2 separate regions of the Homo sapiens genome follow, and region 2 is linked to region 1. The links are chromatin loops, found by intact Hi-C in ENCODE. Cell type or tissue: OCI-LY7. All regions are shown on one strand. Links, peaks and the distances in the headings refer to the core of each region. The heading gives the core; the rest is flanking DNA. Region 1 overlaps CRELD2 (CRELD disulfide isomerase 2). Region 2 overlaps MOV10L1 (Mov10 like RNA helicase 1).

Region 1 (8,891 bases), core at 271-8,270:
CCCCGGGGCCGTGACTAAGCGGAGTCACCTGCCGCCAAGGGCTTTCCAAGAAGGTCAAGGCCAACCGCGCTCCGGCCCACGCCCCAGAGCTCGGGCCGGGCCCTCACAGCCATCGTCCTGCTCATCGTCATTGCTCCCGCAGGGGGTTCCCAGCGACGAGGAGCGCGGGGCCGGGGCGGCGGGGGAGGAGCGCGGGCGGGTCCCTATGGGGCTGGGCACGGGCTGCAGGTCCCCTCCCATGCTCAGCCCAGGCCCCACACCCTCCACCCCTGCTCCTCCCGGACCTCCACCCTCCCCTCCGTCCCTGCTCCTCCCGGACCCCCACCCTCCCCTCCGTCCCTGCTCCTCCCGGACCCCCACCCTCCCCTCCGCCCCCACCCCTGCTCACCCCAGGCCCCACACCCCGCACCCCTCCTTCTCCCAGACCCCCAGGCTCCCCTCCGCCCCTACCCCTGCTCCTCCTGGACCCCCCACACCCTCCCCTCCGCCCCAACCCCTGCTCATCCTGAACCCCCCACCCTCCCCTTTGCCCCACCCCTGCTCCTCCCACATCCCCACCCTCCCCTCCGCCTCCACTCCTGCTCCTCCCGGACCCCCACCCTCCCCTCCGTCCCCGCCCCTGCTCCTCCCGGACCCCCATCCTCCCCTCCGCCCCCACCCTGCTCCTCCCCGCGCCCCCACTCCCCGCCCCCACCCTCCGTCCCCAACACCTGCTCCTTCCCAGACCCTCATCCCCCTGCCCCAGTCTCGCTCTTCAGCGCACCCCCGGCACCTCCATTGCGTCCCCTCCCCCCACCTCCTCGTAGCGCCCCCATCTGCTCCCCGCCCCCGCCCGCCGGGGAAAGCCCAGCTGACGCTTCCGGCACCGCCCCCTTCCCGGCAGGGCCGCTCCCCGCCCTTCCCGCCCGCGGGAGCAACACCGCCCCCCGCGCCCCACCCCGCGCCCCGCCGCCCGCCCGGGTCCCCCAAGCCCGCTCTGCGCAGGGCGGGGTCCTTCCTCTGCAAAGGGCGGACCGAAGACCCGGGCGCCGGGCAGAGGCTGGAGGGGGGCCCGGGTGGGGTGAATCCCCAGTGGGTGCCCGCTCCCCACCCCCACCGCGACCACCAGCCCCCGCTCCGAGCAGGGACTCCGAGGCTTGCGGGTGACCCTCGAGTGGTGGCCGCCCTGTGGCCCAGAGAGCCCCGTCGCAGGCAGGTGGGTGAGCGCAGAAAGACGCTGGCCCTGGACTGCCGTTTGAGGGGTGAGGGGCCAGATACCCCTCCCTGGCTCTGGGGGGATCCTCCCAAAGGCCAGACCGGGGTAGGGGGGAGAGCGGACCCTGCTCAACGGCTGGGAACGGTCTCTCCAGAAGGATCCCCCGGGAGTGGGTGGAGGGGGTCTCTGGAGAGGTGGGTGCCCTGCAGCCTCCTCAGGCCAGGCCACTCCCGGCCCCTCACTGGTGCAGAGCAGCCGGCTTGGGGTTTGGGAAGACCGCAGCCCCAGGGAGGCGGGGAGGGGCGCTGGGCCTGGAGGGGGAGTGTGTGGCCTGAGAGCCGGTGGCCCCCACCAGCCACATTACAGTAAGCCTTTCTGGGCCCCAGCACCGCCCCCCACTCCCCTGCAGGACCTGGGCCCTTCTGCCCCCCGACCCCCAGGGCCCACCTGGCACAGGCTCAGTCCACACCCGCGTGCTGGTCACGGGCATATGAGGAGGAGGGCAGGGCCACTGGGCCAGGGCCCTCCACCCTGAGTCACCCCACTGACGACCACCCTTCCCAGGTGGCAGGCAGAGTCCCCACCCCAGGCCTGCGGGGTCTGGGAGTCTGAAAAGGGACAGAGCCGGACCGGGGGGCTGAGGGAGCAGCAGGGGCAGGCTGAGGAGAGCACCCCACTGAAGGCCACACCCTTTGAGTCATCCTGTGGTGGCCAAAGGCCCAGCCCCCTCCTCACAGCTCAGCACGCTGAAGAAGTCTCAGGGTGCCTCACCTCACCCAGCCCCCAGGTCAGCTGAGGACATGGCTGAGGCGCCAAGACCGCCTGCCACTCTGGAGCCAGCCACAGACAGGCAGCGCCAGGGAGGTGTACAGGCAAAGGCACTCTGTCCAGCGGGCACCACTGGCGGTGGACGCGACGGGAAGGGGCCTGCACTCTTGGGGTGGGTGAGCCTGGGGTGAGAGTCCAGGGGGCACAACCTTGAGAACAGTGTCCTCGGGGGGCTGCTGGTGCCCGCCCCTGAAGCTCTGGAAAAACAACAGAAGGCTGCATGGAGAGGCCAGGAGAACACGCACAGACTCAGTGACCAGAGGGGCCACCAATAGGTGACCCCATCCCCGGGGGTCTGCTGTGCCCCGGCCTCGGTGCTGGCTGGGAAGAAACAGGATGTCTCCAAACCGTGCCTCCTCCGTGGGAGAGGCCGGCCCCCTGCCCCGGCTCCCCAGGACCTGCCCGAGACCCTCCTGGGATTACCCAGGACCTGCCCGAGACCCTCCTGGGATTAAGTTGCAGTGTATCCTGGTGGGGATGTGCTGGCCCAGTGACAAAGGGGCCACAGCCTGAAGGAGCCCGGGACCCGAAGCCGTGCCCAGCCAGATAAGCTGCATGTGGTGGACGGCGGAGAGCTGACGGGTTGTGGGCCCTTTTCTGAGGACTAGGACCCCAGGAGGCGGTGTCCTCTGCTGCTCTGTTTCACGGCCCAGAGGCTCCTGGAGTGTGGGACACACGTGAGGAGGGGTGAATGTCAGAACAGCCACCGCAGACAGGGGCTGAAAGTCATGTGGCACCACAGATCCCAGCTGTCCTCTGGAACTGAGAGCAGGGGACGGTCACAGCACTGGACTGGCTGACAGGGACGGGGGTGATGGCCAGGCAGCAGCATTTGACCATCAGTGGCTGTGAAGGCAGCTCTCTAATGAGTTGCAGGGCTGGAGCGGGCCCAGGGTCAGAGCTGCGTGGGGTTGTGGAGGTGGCTGATAGAACAGCATGTTCCTGGGAGAGGGACAGGCAGCCCACAAGAGACTGCTCAGCTTGTTGGAGCAAAATATATTAGGGTTGTGTGATGCGGAGGTCAAGGGTACTCGCTCCAATAAAAAGTCAGGGCCGGTCGTGGTGGCTCAAGCCTGTAATCCCAGCACTCTGCGAGGCCAAGGCAGGTGGATCACTTTGAGGTCGGGAGTTCAAGAGCAGCCTGCTCAACATAGTGAAACCCCATCTCTACTAAAAATACAACAGTTAGCTGGGCGTGGTGGCAGGTGCCTGTAATCTCAGCTACTCGGGAGGCTGAGGCAGGAGAATTGCTTAAACCTGGGAGACAGAGGTTGCAGTGACCTGAGATCACACCACCGCACTCTAGCCTGGGCAACACAGAGAGACTCTTTCTTGAAAATAGATAAATAAGGCCGGGCGTGGTGGCTCACGCCTGTAATCCCAGCACTTTAGGAAGCCGAGGTGGGCGGATCACGAGGTCAGGAGTTCAAGACCAGCCTGACCAATGTGGTGAAACCCCCATCTCTACTAAAAATACAAAAATTAGCCGGGCGTGGTGGTGCATGCCTGTAATCCCAGCTACTCGGGAGGCTGAGGCAGGAGAATCACTTGAATCCGGGAGGCAGAGGCTGCAGTGAGCCGAGATCGCGCCACTGCACTGTCAGCCTGGGCTACAGAGTGAGATTCTGTCTCAAAAATACATAAATAGGGCCGGGTGCTGTGTCTCACACCTGTAATCCCAGCACTTTGGGAGGCCGAGGCGGGTGGATCACGAGGTCAGGAGATCGAGACCATCCTGGCTAACACGGCGAGACCCCCGTCTCTACTAAAAATGCAAAAAATTAGCCGGGCGTGGTGGCAGGCGCCTGTAGTCCCAGCTACTCGGGAGGCTGAGGCAGGAGAGTAGTGTGAACCCGGGAGGTGGAGCTTGCAGTGAGCCGAGATCGCGCCACTGCACTCCAGCCTGGGTGACAGAGCCAGACTCCATCTCAAATAAATAAAAATAAATAAATAAATAAATAAATAAAAAGTCATGACGCTGCCCAGTTTCTAGACCTGAGTGGGTTTCTGACCCAGAGAAATCTCACTAAAGTGAAGGCTGAGTCCCTAAGAGGAAGATGTGCAACGCCAAGGCAAATCCACACCATGATGATTCTGGCCCCCTGCCCCCGCCCCCGCCCGCCACCACCACCAGACGGCCTGTGGCCGCCGACCTCGGTAACCAGACACAGTGCAACGGAAATACGCACACATCTTCAGAAGTGCTGGACACAGGGTTTGAGTGATGCTGGCATCTGAAGGCCTGAAGCATCCTCATGGCTCCCGTTAGAGCGAGGGGCTGACAGGAGCCAGGGAAGCAGTGGAATTCGGGCCAGGTCTGATCCACCAGCCTCGAGTCTGCACATTCATCCAGTGGGTCATTTCCCCAGTCACAGGACGGATGGAGCTGACATTCTTGATGGTAGACACCATTTCCTTGGCCATCATAATGGGTAAGTCCAGTGCAAATCTGTGACCATCCCCACCCAAAATAGTAAATCAAAACTGGGGGAAACTAGGGACACATCTAAAGATCTAAAAGAATGCAAGGATCTCCTTTTTTTTTTTTTTTTGAGACGGAGTCTCGCTCTGTCACCCAGACTGGAGTGCAGCAGAGCGATCTCGGCTCACTGCAGCCTCCGCCTCTCGAGTCCCAGTGGTTCTCTTGCCTCAGCCTCCTGAGTTGATGGGATTACAGGTGCCTGCCGCCGTGCCTGGCTAATTTTTGTATTTTTAGTAGAGATGGGGTTTTGCCATGTTCCTGGTCTGGAACTCCTGACCTCAGGTGATCCACCTACCTTGGCCTCCCAAAGTGCTAGGAATACAGTGGCGTGAGCCACCATGCCCGGCCAAGGATCTCCTTTTATTCCACCAATCTGACCACTGCAAAAGGCAGGTGGGTGGGTCCTGGAGGAGAGTGGACTGTTGCAAAAACAACCCAGCTAGATGTGGCGCCTTTGCTAGAGAAGGCTCCCCAGCCCCAGGTGTGCAGTGAGGCCACTGCTGGGTGTGCATTCTTCTCCATCTCCTGTCTGGCAGGAAGATCAGTCACACTGCCTTGGAACTCAAAACAGGAAACACTCAGTTCCTCCCCAGGGCTATGGTAACGTTCCTGCCCTCTCTCACAATAATCCAGAGACTGGCACCAGCTGAATGAATGTCCCCAGGATGTCACACTGGCCCCCTCTATCGATGGTGCTGTGCTAATGAGACCAGATGACCAAGACATGGTGAGCACACTGGGCCCTCCTGAGCGAGAAAATCCCCTCCAAAGCAGAGGACAGATAAGTGGCTGCCTCTTGCAGCCCCCGCCAGGACACACGGCACCTGGAAGGCTTCTGGGAGCTGGAACAGTATGTTCCACATTTGGGGACTCTGTTCCAACCCAATACTGGGGGACACAAAAGGACAGCTCTGAACAGGCACAGAGCAGGACCAGCTCCACCGCCGTCCAAGCCCAACTCCGGTGTCCCGGCTGCTACTTACGATCTGACTCTGCAGACCAAAGGCACGGGTGGTAAAGGAGGGGTTAAGGTCAAGTGCCTGTGGAAGACCCTCCCCAAACACAGTGCAGAGGAGGCCCATGCCATCCTCAGTGTGTGCCTGCGTCGAGGACTCCTGCTGTGGTTCTGGGCCCCTGTGGAGATGCACAGCCTGGCCATGGGATGCCCCATGGCTGTGTCTCTGCCTTGCCCGCTGGCACTGGCTATTAGACCGGCCCTGTCATGAGGTTGAGCAGGCAACGGTCATCTTCAGGGGGATGTGGTACATCCAGGACAGCAGGACGCAGCACGCATAGGTGGTCCCGGCCTGCGCGGACCCCACCCCATGATTCGTGTTCCCAGAGCAGACCCACGTTCACACCATGGCCGCCTCCCTGTCTAACATGCCTTGGCTGAGGTCCAGGCCCCTGTCCAGGGACTGCTGTGAGCATCTGTCTGCCTTGGTGGCAGCGGGAGCTGGCTTGTCCTCTGGTGGGGGCCATCCTCTGTGGCAGGGTGTCCTGTGCCCTGGCAGAAGCACTCCTCACCAGGTCGTGACAACCCACAGCACCTCCAGAGGCGGTCCCCTGTCCCCTGGAGGACACAACAGCTGCCTGTTGAGAACCGCTGGCTCACAGAACGTCTCATCCTGCGGATCCCGCCCACTGTCTGTTGCATTCGACCAAGGGACGCGTTTACAGCAAAGCCAGGGGTGGGCTTGACCAGGGGGCACTTCTAGAAGCTTCTAGCCTGACAAGGAGTGCCCTGTGGGGATGGAAGCCATCTCCAGGACCTGCGTATGTGCCAAAGCAAGATGCCGGGGTCTGGGAACCAAAGTGGAGGCCCTCTCGGCCCTGCAGACCCCAGTCCTGGCTCCCAGAGGGTGGGACTCCCCCAGGGCTATGGCAGGGTCTCTGCCTGGGCCCAGAAGGACAGCGGAGGTCCACAGTTCACCCCAACCTCCCCCTTCCAAGTTCCCCTTTTAGAAAGACGCCCCGGCAGCGCCGAGGTGTGACGGGGCAGGTGCAGCGGGCAGGGGCCGGCCGAGTCCCGGGAGCCGGGCCGAGCAGGGCGGTCCCACAGCGCCACCTGCTGGCCGCGCGCGTCCCGGTCCCCGACCCAGGCCGGGCGGCTCCGAGGGGCGGTACCTCGCGCGGCCTCGCGGTCCACCTGCTGGGCCCGGGCAGGGGTCGCGATCCGAGGCAGGGTCCGCTGTGTCCGGCGGGAGCGGGCGGGGCGCGGGCGGCGCCGCGTGGGGAGGGGCGGATCAGAGCCCCCCCAGGAGGCGGCGCTCCCGGTCCCGGCCCCAGCCCCAGCCCCAGCCCCAGCCCCGCAGGCGCCCCTCGAGCACCCGGGCAGGTGGACCCCAGCCCCGCGGTTCCAAGGACCCTGCCTGCGCCCTCGCCTCGGCCCTGCCGCAGGGTCTTGCGGGGTCGTCCCCCATTCCTGCTCAACCGCCCCCCCCAGTCCCCGTCCCCCGTGTCCCGCGGGCACCTCTCCTGGCCTGGCCCCGACCCCCCTCCGAGGACTCCCTAGCGTTCACTGGCGACAAAGTGGATATGCGCGCCCGGGGTCCTGCTCCCAACGTCCGGAACCGCGGCCCCTGTCCTGTACACCTCCCGTCCTCGACTCCCCGGGCCCAGGAGGGTCGCCGTCTCCAGCGTGGACGTGCGGGTCAGTAGTGCCAGGACGGTGCACAGCCTGGGAAGGGGGGGCCAGGGCAGGAGCAGGACAGAGGTCCCGGCTGGAAGATGGGGCGGGGGTCCCAGACCTGGCCGCGGTCCCACCTGATCAACGGCGGCTCCGCAGGTCTGAGCCGGGCAGGGACGCGCGGGACATGGGAGGCGCCTGTACCGCCGCTGTCCATGCACGTGAGGGTGCACAAGGTGGCCCTGGGCCAGCCCCTGCCTGGCTCCTCTTCTCCCCTGGGGCGTCCTCTTCCCTGGCTACGCCCTCTCTTCCTCCCCCAGGTACCCCCCAGGGACAAGGCCTGCCTTCTGGGCTTCCCGCTGGGGTCGCCTAGTTCCCACCCACCCGTGGGTGGCTCCACCCTCCCACGGGAGACTCAGGTGCTCGGCCCCCCAGGGACTCAGCTGGTGTTTCCCTACTTCTTTCCACGGCCATCCCTGTGGACTCTCCACCATGCTCTGATCCCACTTTCTGAGCCCCCCAAGGGCCCACCCAGCCCCCGCCCCTCTGGCCTCTGCCCTTGGTCTGCACCGTCAGGACCTCATCTCTAGGTGGTCCCATCAGCACATGAAGCGGAAACTGCCTGAGAGGGCTGAAGTGGACAAGAGCAGCCCCCACCTCGCCTAAGCTGAGCTGTGCCCCCTCTAGGGATTTGGGGCACCCTGGCCTAGGGTTAGAGGGAGAAAGGGAGAGGCCGTGAGGCTGCTGAGTGCAACTGACTCAGGAAGAGCCAGAGGCGAGATGCAGGGCCAGGCACCACTCAGCCTGCCCAAGTGGGCTGTGGCTGCCTCTGCGGGCCGGGGACCCACGGGGCAGAGTCCTACCACAGGGGCTCTTCCAATACCCAGGTAAGCGTGACCACCTGGGGCCCAGTGAGCATAGGTGCACTGAGATGGGGTTCGTGGGTACAGAACAGTGTGGACATGGAGGTCAGTAGTGCCAGGATGGTGCACGGCCTGGGAAGGGGGGGCCAGGGCAGGAGCAGGACAGCCACCTACCACTGGCGGCATCGGCGGGGTGGCGCGGGGAGGCGACAGGAGGGGCGGCGTGACTGAGGAGTGGGTGGTGGGGACCAGGCCAAGTGGGACTTGGGGGCTATGAGGAGCCCAGGGAGGAGGCCATGGCCCCCCGGAACGGAGCTCCCAGAGCCTGCAGCCTCTCACCCGCAGCCAGCTTTCTTCTTGCAGTGTCTTCATTCCCAGATGAGGAACGGGCAGGCCCTGCGGTTTGTGAGTGGCTGTTTCCTCCAGCGAAGCCCCCAAAGATGCTTTTCCCCTGCCTGAGGGTCCCTGCTTGTACATCCTTTGAATCACTGAAGAGGGCCCATAGGTTGGACCCCTGAAACCCACCTGGTCACGTCTTCAGGTTCTCGCCCAAGGCAGGGCCCTCCCCTCCTCCCCCAAGCGGCACGTGAGCCCTGTTCAGGGACAGCAGAGCCACCAGCCCAGGACCGGACCTGCTGCCTCTGCGGACCTCGGCAGCCCTGGTCACTCCCGGCTCTGGCAGGACAGGTGCAAACTCAGTGGTAAAGGTCCGTCCTGATTAATGAGACAAACCCACGCCCGTTCTCCTCCTGATTACCTACAATGGTCAATTTTATTACAAAGAACTGTATCAAAATATACAAGTCTGTTTAAGAACAACCAAGAAATGCAGCTGTTTAAGGGACAAATGAGAATCAACCGTTAGAGAGCAGGCAGCCTCTCCCCGCCGCTGTC
Region 2 (8,891 bases), core at 340-8,339, 170 kb before region 1:
CTAGGAGTTATTGTTTCCAAACGAAACACAGCATTGTCAATAGGAAAACACACTCCTCTTTGGCCATGACAAAGCTTTATTTTTCCAGGCTTCCAACACATGCAGGAGAAGCCTGGGCCGTGCAAGTTACCCCTGATGGCAGGTCTGCCAGAAGCACAGAGAGGAGCCACTAGTCGGCACGCTACCTTGTCCACGCGCTTGTATCTCAGTGGCTTCACTGAGGTGGCTTCGCTGCTCCACGTGCCAGGCCGGATCCGGTACTCAGCCTCCACCCAGTCTCCCTTGCAGGGCTCGAAGCCTAAAACCGCCAGGAAAAAAGCCATGGTAGTGTTAAAGTGCACAAGTTATTCTGAGGTCATGGTGCACTGAAATCATTTCTATCATACCTGAGGATACATTTGAACATTTAAAAGGCACTTTCTACTACTGTGAGAAACATATTTTCGAATAAAAAACCCTGAAGTATTATTATTAACCACTGCAATAAAATGAGCTGAGCTGGAGCCTCTCACTCACACCTCCAGGCTCTAGAAGGTGCAGTGTGCATGCTCGTGGCAGTCCCTCCTCGTGTGGCACATCTGAGGGCAGGTGGCATCCCCCTTCCCCCGTCCTGCAGTGTTTGTGGCACCTCCCTGTCAGGGACACACACACGGTGTTCGGGAACAGAGAGACACCTGAACTCAGGTGTGAGGGAAGCACTCAGTGGTCCAGCCAGCCCCTCAGTGTGCCAGAGAGCTGTGCTGTGGTCCAAGCCATGGCCTGCCGGACGCAAGACACCGCTGGGCCTCCCGCAGCTGGTGGAAAACTGCAGGTTCAGTGACATGAAGTGGCTGAGTGGTGCTGACAGAACAGAGAGATGGTCTGCACAGGTCTGCCATGGTACAGGTAGTTAAAATCTTTTTGTTATTTTGCAATAAGCACTCTGGAAGCTCAAAAAAAAAAAAGTGTATAATTGAATACTGAGTTTGTGTCTCCAGAAAGCTGGTGATGAACACGTAACAGCACAAATAGCAGCTGACACCTACATTCGACATGTGAGCCATGGTGAAATCACTGTCTATGTGAAAACAGAGGCCAAGCGCGGTGGCTCACGCCTGTAATCCCAGCACTTTGGGAGGCCGAGGCGGGTGGATCACGAGGTCAGGAGATCGAGACCACGGTGAAACCCCGTCTCTACTAAAAATACAAAAAATTAGCTGGGAGCGGTGGTAGGCGCCTGTAGTCCCAGCTACTCGGGAGGCTGAGGCAGGAGAATGGCGTGAACCCGGGAGGTGGAGTTTGCAGTGAGCTGAGATCACGCCACTGCACTCCAGCCTGGGTGACACAGCGAGACACCGTCTCAAAAAAAAAGAAAAGAAAGAAAACAGAAGACACTAAAATATGCTAGGGCACTGACTTCAAGGTCAGGGAGTATTTTAAGAAGACCATGTCCTGGCCGGGCATGGTGGCTCACGCCTGTAATCCCAGCACTTTGGGAGGCCGAGGCGGGTGGATCATGAGGTCAGGAGATTGAGACCATCCTGGTTAACACAGTGAAACCCCGTCTCTACTAAAAATACAAAAAATTAGCCAGGCGTGGTGGCAGGCGCCTGTGGTCCCAGCTACTCGGGAGGCTGAGGCAGGAGAATGGCATGAACCCGGGAGGCAGAGCTTACAGTGAGCCGAGATTGAGCCACTGCACTCCAGCCTAGGCAACAGAGCGAGATTCCGTCTCAAAAAAAAAAAAAAAAAAAAGACCATGTCCTAAAACCACAATTTAATACGTGCAACTCTGGAGACACATTTATACAGCGTTTTGTAAACCATGCCTTCATTTATTCCACAATTAACAGAATTTTGCCAATTTTTATTCTCAATTTCCCTGGACATAAATGAAAAGTGAAGCAATAGCTATTAATGTACTAGTTCTATACGTTGTACAGTTACTTTAAAGAAAAAAAAAGTTAAATTCAATTAATTTTTTTTTCCAGCAGAATCATGGAATCATAGTAAAGATTTCTAGCACTTTGTGAGGCTGAGGTGGGAAGATCACTTGAGCCCAGGAGTTTGAGACCAGCCTGGGCAACACAGTAAGATCCCATCTCTAAAAAAAAAAAAAAAAAAAAAAAGAATTAGTTGGGGTGTGGTGGCATGAGCCTGAAGTCCCAGCTACTCACGAGGCTAAGGTGGGATGACTTAAGCCCAGGAATTCCAGGCTGCAGTGAGCTACAATTGTGCCACTGCACTCCAGCCTGGGTGACAGAGCAAGACCCCGTCTCTAAAAAACAAAAACAAGCAAACAAAAGTAAAGATTTCAGAAGACCTTTCTATTGAAGGAGAAATATTTGACATTATGGTGAATGCCATTGTAAATTAAGTTTAGAAATTCAACACTGGAGATAAAAATATATGTTTCTACAGTGATAACAGGATGTTAACGGAGTAAAGCACCACAGTACAAATCAGACCCTGCAGGTCAGGAAGCTGAGACAGCAGAAATGCACTCAGATGGCTATAGCGCACACGTGATCCTCCAGACATGCAGCCAGCTGGAAGACAAGCACGTACAAGTTCCTGAACTTCTATGACATACATACATGCACAACTCCTGTGACAAAGCTCATGACAACGAAACACACACACGGACACTGGGGGCTGGCAGCCCTCATTTTCTCTTTGCTGCTCCCCCAACCTGGATTTTACAAATGCTGGAACCTGAGGAACCGTTCTGTAAATCAACCAAAAGGTCCTGTGATGATGCTCCTTTTACTTTCTTTTTAAGTGAGATCTCTAAATTTTGGTTTTACTTTTTTCAAGTCAGCAGAAAATCTTTATTTAATACATGTAGAACCCCAAATCTTCAGCTTTTGATAACTTTTGCAAATTGTAGTTATTGAAAATAAAGCTGATGAGCAGGAACATGGAAAAACAATGGAGGAAATAATGAGGCCTCAGGAGCCCAAATGGAGTCCACAGATGAATGCTCAAATTCTAAGACTGGACTTGAGAATATGCCAAACTTTCAAAAGAATCTTTCGATGAAGCCCTTTCTTAAACTGGACAAGCTGACATTGTGTAAGGGCATGAATGGCCCTGAGACGCTGAGAAGGCCTACACATGAAAAGAATGACAGAGACAACTTACTTGATGAATGTCAGCTTGTAAAAATGTTTGAACACTTATGGGCTCTGAATTGATGCAAAAAGACAGTACCTATGAAAACATCTGGGCTGGAACAGTAATATATTTCAATAGAAAAAAATACAGAATTGTCAACATCTTACATTTTACAGATTTTGCTTTGAGTTTACTAATATTTCCTCAATTAAAAACACTGTGGCTCAAGAACAGCCTGGGCAATGCGGTGAAACCCTGTCTCTACAAGAAACACAAACATTAGCTGGGCATGGAAGTGCATGTATGTAGTCCCAGCTACTAGGGAGGCTGAGGTGGGAGGACTGCTTGAGCCCACGAGGTTGAGGCTGCAATGAGCTATGACTGAGCCACTGCATTCCAGCCTGGATGACAGAGGGAGACTCTGTCTTTAAAAAAAAAAAAAAAAAGAAGGCTCAATCAAAGGTGTTTACAATTTCAATTTCAAATTCATCAACCATAAAATGCAACTTTGAAGACGACACCACGCAATTATAGAAATAATAAGAGTAAGATCATATTGCAAAATATACATTTTTCGGAAAAATACATCTTAGATGCTAAGATATTAAAGTATGTTAATATGTACCAAGAATATAATGTCCAGATAACCAATATGACATTTTTTAATATACTCACCTTTTTTTAATAGTTTCTGAAAAATACTTCTTTAAAAGTCCACTAATATAATAAAATCACTCTGTTAACCAATACATAGATATTTCAAAAATGATCTAATTTTAATTCTGACATCCCCTTTCCTTCTCAAACGTGTACCAGTTTGGAGGCTAAACCACATGGTCATCCTGGCTGTAGCTCCGGCTGTGAGGGGCCGTGGCCTCATGGGAAGGACAGACGCCTCCAAAGGGCACCAGGCAGGGAGTGCCCCTCCCAAACTCACTCCCCTGACCCCTGTGCCAATTTCTGCTAGTGCTTTCCACAAGCACCAAGAACAAGGCTGGACAGTCCACACAGGGCAGGCTGGGGGAGAGTAGACAGAAGGCACCGGACTGTGGCCTGTTAGAAACCAAGCTGCACAGCAGGAAGTGAGCTGGGGATAACAAGCAAAGTTTCATCTATATTTGCAGCCACTCCCCATTGCTCACATTACAGCCTGAGCGCCACCTCCTATCAGATCAGCAGGGGTAGTAGATTCTCATAGGAGCTGGAACCCTATTGTGAACCGTGCATGCGAGGGATCTAGGTTGCGTGCTCCTTATGAGAATCTAATGCCTGACGATCTGTCACTGTCTCCCATCACCCCCAGATGGGACCATCTAGTTCTGGGAAAACAAGCTCAGGGCTCCCACTGATTCCATGTTATGGTGAGTTGTATAATTATTTCCTTATAAATTACAACATAATAATAATAGAAATAAAGTGCACAATAAATGTAATGCACTGAAATCATCCCAAAACTATCCTCCCTCCCTGGTCTGTGGAAAAAATTATCTTTCACAAAACTGGTCCCTGGTGCCAAAGAGTTTGGGGACTGCTGCTCTAAGTGGATGCACAAACTGGTATAACTTGAAAATAATGAAATCACCTGATGTGTGACCCAGCTGGGTGCTGCGGCCACACGGACTACAATAAGAACCTGTGAAACCTTGATCTCACCATAGACTACTCAGTGCTCAACTGGGAATGAAGAGGGCCGGGACAGAGCCACCACATGCTCGCAGCTCAGACCCCACCTTCAGGCCAGTGGATCCTACCTGGGGGCTATTCTGTCCTCAGGGGCCATTTGATGGCATCTGGACATGCTCTAGGTTGTCATAACATGGCCAGGGTAGGATGCAGCTAAACAGCCTCCAGTGCCCAAGACAAGCCCCACCACAGAGAGTGCTTCAGCCTAGATGTTGGAGCGCTGAGGATGAGAAACTGTGCTTCAGCTAAATGTCCAATTCAATTTTAGCTGCCTTCATCCAAATGGCAGAGGGTTTACCAGACATTCGTGTATAAAACAACCTGAGCCCCACCACTGATGTTAAGAATTCCCATCTCACATGTGTTGTCTACAAACCTCAGGAGCAGGCCAGGGCTGGGGGACAGTGCTGTTCAAACATGCACAAGCACGGTCTCTTCCTCCAGTCACGTGCCCCAGCACGCTGTCCACATTTGCTCCCTCCCACGCTACAACCACGTGTTCCCCTCTGCTGCCCTCGTGTGTCAGACCTCACCTAGGTAACCTCAGAGGGTTGTGTTTAGGACAGAACCTGACCCAGGCCGGCTGGCATTACCTGGACCCTCCTCCCGCCACACCTGTGACCCGCTCAGCTCTGCCCTAGCCTCAAGGCTACACGCAGGAAGGAACTCCAAACCACCCACTCTAGTCCTCTGACACGACCCTGGACAGTTGCTGCAGAGCAGAAGATGTTAATTACTTTTTCTTTTTTTTTTTGAGAAGGAGTTTTGCTCTGTCGCCCAGGCTGGAGTGCAGTGGTGTGATCTTGGCTCACCGCAACCTCTGCCTCCCAGGTTCAAGCGATTCTCCTGCCTTAGCCTCCAGAGTAGCTGGGATTACAGGCATGCACCACCACGCCCAGCTAATTTTGTATTTTTAGTAGAGACGGGGTTTCTCCATGTTGGTCAGGCTGGTCTCCAACTCCCAACCTCAGGTGATCCGCCCGCCTCAGCCTCCCAAAGTGCTGGGATGACAGGTGTGAGCCACTGTGCCAGGCCTGATGCTAATTATTTTCTTTGTTCACTTGCTTACTGTCTGTTCTCTCAAAATGCGAATTCTCTGAAGCAGTGTCTAGCACAGCAAGCACTCTAATAATTTGTTGAATTAACGTCAAGAAGGAAACAGCATCTTCTGACTCTCCCACAAGCAAATGAAAAATTTAGCATAATTCTTCCTTTTGCCACCTTTAGGTCAGAAGTTATAAATAAAGTTTTATGAGGACACAGCCGCACCTTTTGCTCATGTACAGCTATGTCTGCTTTCAGCTACGTGGTACGACCATCCTGTGGGGAGGAGCTTTGAAGGAGACGGTGCTTGACCGGTTTGCTGATCTCATTAGATACTCTGTATCAGCCTTTTTGCACATTGTATTTTCTCTTTCAAAAAAGTTCTTTTGCTGTGGTCCTTAGGTTTTGTGATTGTGTTCACAGCAATTCTGACATGTCTGAGTGTGACTCTCTCAGCCTCAAGAGGACCTGACTTTGCCTCACTTGAGGTTTTTTATACTGGGAAATCCCTTGGCCTGGGCTCCGGATCCCTGCCCATCTTTATTACTCAGGGGACACCTTCTCTTCTCTGCCCCATCAACATCTGCAACATCAAACATTTCTGGTTTTCTTCCTCTTGAGCCATTTCCTGGCGACACCCCTGAGAGGGGCTTCCTGTTAGCAGGGTTGAGGGGCCTCCATGATTATAGGCGCCTTTCCCCAGAACTGAGCGTTTCTCTGGCAGCACAGAGATTCTAAAATCCCAATAGACACCTATCAATTTCATCTTGGGGATCCCAGGGTTAACAACCAAGGTCAAGGCTGGGCACAGTGGTTCATGCCTATAATCCCAGCACTTTGGGAGGCCGAGGTGGGTGAATCACCTGAGGTCAAGAGTTCGAGACCAGCCTGACCAACATGGCGAAACCCCGTGTCTACTAAAAATACAAAAATTAGCCAGGTGTGGTGGCACACAGCTGTAGTCCCAGCTACTCAGGAAGCTGAGGCAAGAGAATTGCTTGAATCCAGGAGGTGGAGGTTACAGTGAGCCACCACTGCACTCGAGCCTGGGCAACAAGAGCGAAACTCTGTCTCAAACAAAGAAAAAAAAAACAAAACCCACAAAAGGTCAGGCGCAGTGGCTCATGCCTGTAATCCCAGCACTTTGGCAGGTGGATCACAAGGTCAGGAGATCGAGACCATCCTGGCTAACACATTGAAACCCCGTCTCTACTAAAAATACAAAAAATTAGCCAGGTGTGGTGGCGGGCACCTGTAGTCCCAGCTATTCAGGAGGCTGAGGCAGGAGAATGGCATGAACCTGGAAGGCGGAGCTTGAAGTAAGCCAAGATTGTGCTACTGTACTCCAGCCTGGGAAACAGAGGAAGATTCCGTCTCAAAACAAAAACAAAAACACACATACACATAAAAACCAAGGTGAAAAAGAGTGAGACAGCAGCTTCCTGGTGGGCAGAGCTACCCCCCAGACCTCCCACCCCCCAGCTTAAAGCAGAAAACTTCTATTCATCTTCCAACAGGCAGTGCTGTGGGCTGTGCAAATGGACTTCAGCTCAGAAGCCACTTCCCCAGGCAGCTTTTCCAATTCCTGCCCTACCACAATGTATGCACAGGTCTGTTTCTCCTGGGAAAGAAGAAACAGACCTGAGTATGGAGTCCAGCTCCGTCTTCACCACCATAGGCAGCAGGAGTAGAGTAAACCGCTGCTGAGTTCAGCTCAGTCAATGACATCGACATATTCTTTCTTTAGGTATAAAAACAAATCCTTTGATCAGCCAAAAACAAATGCAATAAAAAATGGATATATAAAGCCGGGAGTGGTGGCTCACGCCTGTAATCCCAGCACTTTGGGAGGCCAAGGCGGGCAGATCACAAGGTCAGGAGTTCAAGACCAGACTGGCCAACATGGTGAAACCCTGTCTCTACTAAAGACACAAAAAGTTAGCCTGCTGTGGTGGTGGGCACCTGTAGTCTCAGGAGGCTGAGGCAGGAGAATCGCCTGAACCCAGGAGGCGGAGGTTGCAGTAAGCTGAGATCGTGCCACTGCACTCCAGCCTGGGCGACAGGGTGAGACTCCATCTCAAAAAAAAGAAAGAAAGAAAGAAAGAAAAAGGATATATACTTTAGGAAACGTACAATGTCATCCCCAAGCCCTATTTTAAAACATCTAAAGTACTTTAAATAGTACCTCAGCATGCCAGTAACACTAACTTAGATCATAACACTATAATTATATGGAAGCAACAACTACCCAGAAATTACTGACTGCATTTAACAAATGAACACAAAACACATAAAAGCACAAGTTTAAACAGTGACCTGGCTGGGTGTGGTGGCTCATGCCTGTAATCCCAGCACTTTAGGAGGCCGAGGCAGGTGGATCACCTAAGGTCAAGAGTTCGAGACCAGCCCGGCCAACCTGATGAAACCCCATCTTTACTAAAAATACAAAAAATTAGCTGGGCATGGTGGTGCACACCTGTAATCCCAGCTACTCAGGAGGCTGAGGCAGGAGAATCAATCAAACCCAGGAAGCAGAGGTTGCAGTGAGCTGAGATCATACCACTGCACTCCAGCCTGGGCAACAGAGTGAGACTCCATCTCGAAAAACAAAAACAAAAACAAAAACAAAAAAAACAAAACAGTGACCTGGTGCCCTCTCCCATAGTCCACTCAATATCCAAGAGCCTCTGTGTGAAGCCAGCACCTGGAGAAGCTACTCTAATCCCGAAACCCTCTCAACAAACAAAGCATGCCCAAAACTGATCCCTTCAATGTTGTGTGTAGCCATCACAAATATAGACACAGGGTTGTGTTCTGTCACCCAGGCTGGAGTGTAGTGGCTGGATCATAGCTCACTGCAGCCTCCAACTCCTGGGCTCAAGCGATCCTCCTGTCTCAGCCTGACAAAGTGCTGGGATTATAGGCATGAGCCACCGTGCCTGGTCCATAACAATTCTTTAAAAGACAAAACCTAATTTTCAATGTGGAACACAGACCCCTGAGCATACCTTCGCACACACTCTCCAGAGAGAAGTAGGTGGTCTGACTGATACAGCCTGCGCCCTCCA

Evidence for each region. Hi-C counts contacts between places; a loop is a spot of excess contacts. Peaks named below come from ENCODE experiments on the same cell type or tissue, not always from the same donor. Only the 100,000 strongest peaks of a DNase experiment are listed, where the experiment ranks them.
Region 2: it touches region 1 in a loop (3-fold over the local background); 4 of 110 quality-filtered maps call a loop at or near these places.

Annotation. Positions count from the first base shown.
Region 1 is chr22:49,927,388-49,936,278 of GRCh38, reverse strand. It overlaps CRELD2 (CRELD disulfide isomerase 2), which reads right to left. Exons shown (of 10, transcript NM_024324.5): 10 at 8,742-8,891. Among named protein-coding and RNA genes, the nearest start is that of CRELD2, 13 kb to the right of the region's middle. RefSeq lists silencers at 1-327, 104-398, 887-1,276, 1,387-1,606, 6,450-6,709 and enhancers at 1-376, 5,664-5,713. In OCI-LY7, for the core only: CTCF peaks have their summits at 5,185, 6,351 and 6,558 (motif pointing left); DNase peaks (open chromatin) are centred at 548, 838, 5,078, 6,498 and 3 weaker places; H3K4me3 peaks cover 3,712 bases; H3K27ac peaks cover 5,937 bases.
Region 2 is chr22:50,099,543-50,108,433 of GRCh38, reverse strand. MOV10L1 (Mov10 like RNA helicase 1) reads right to left here. Exons shown (of 27, transcript NM_018995.3): 3 at 8,832-8,891; 4 at 186-298. Among named protein-coding and RNA genes, the nearest start is that of MOV10L1, 14 kb to the right of the region's middle. RefSeq lists an enhancer at 2,502-2,611. In OCI-LY7, for the core only: CTCF peaks have their summits at 5,105 and 5,306; DNase peaks (open chromatin) are centred at 2,493, 5,283, 6,103, 6,413 and 2 weaker places; H3K4me3 peaks cover 1,955 bases; H3K27ac peaks cover 5,395 bases.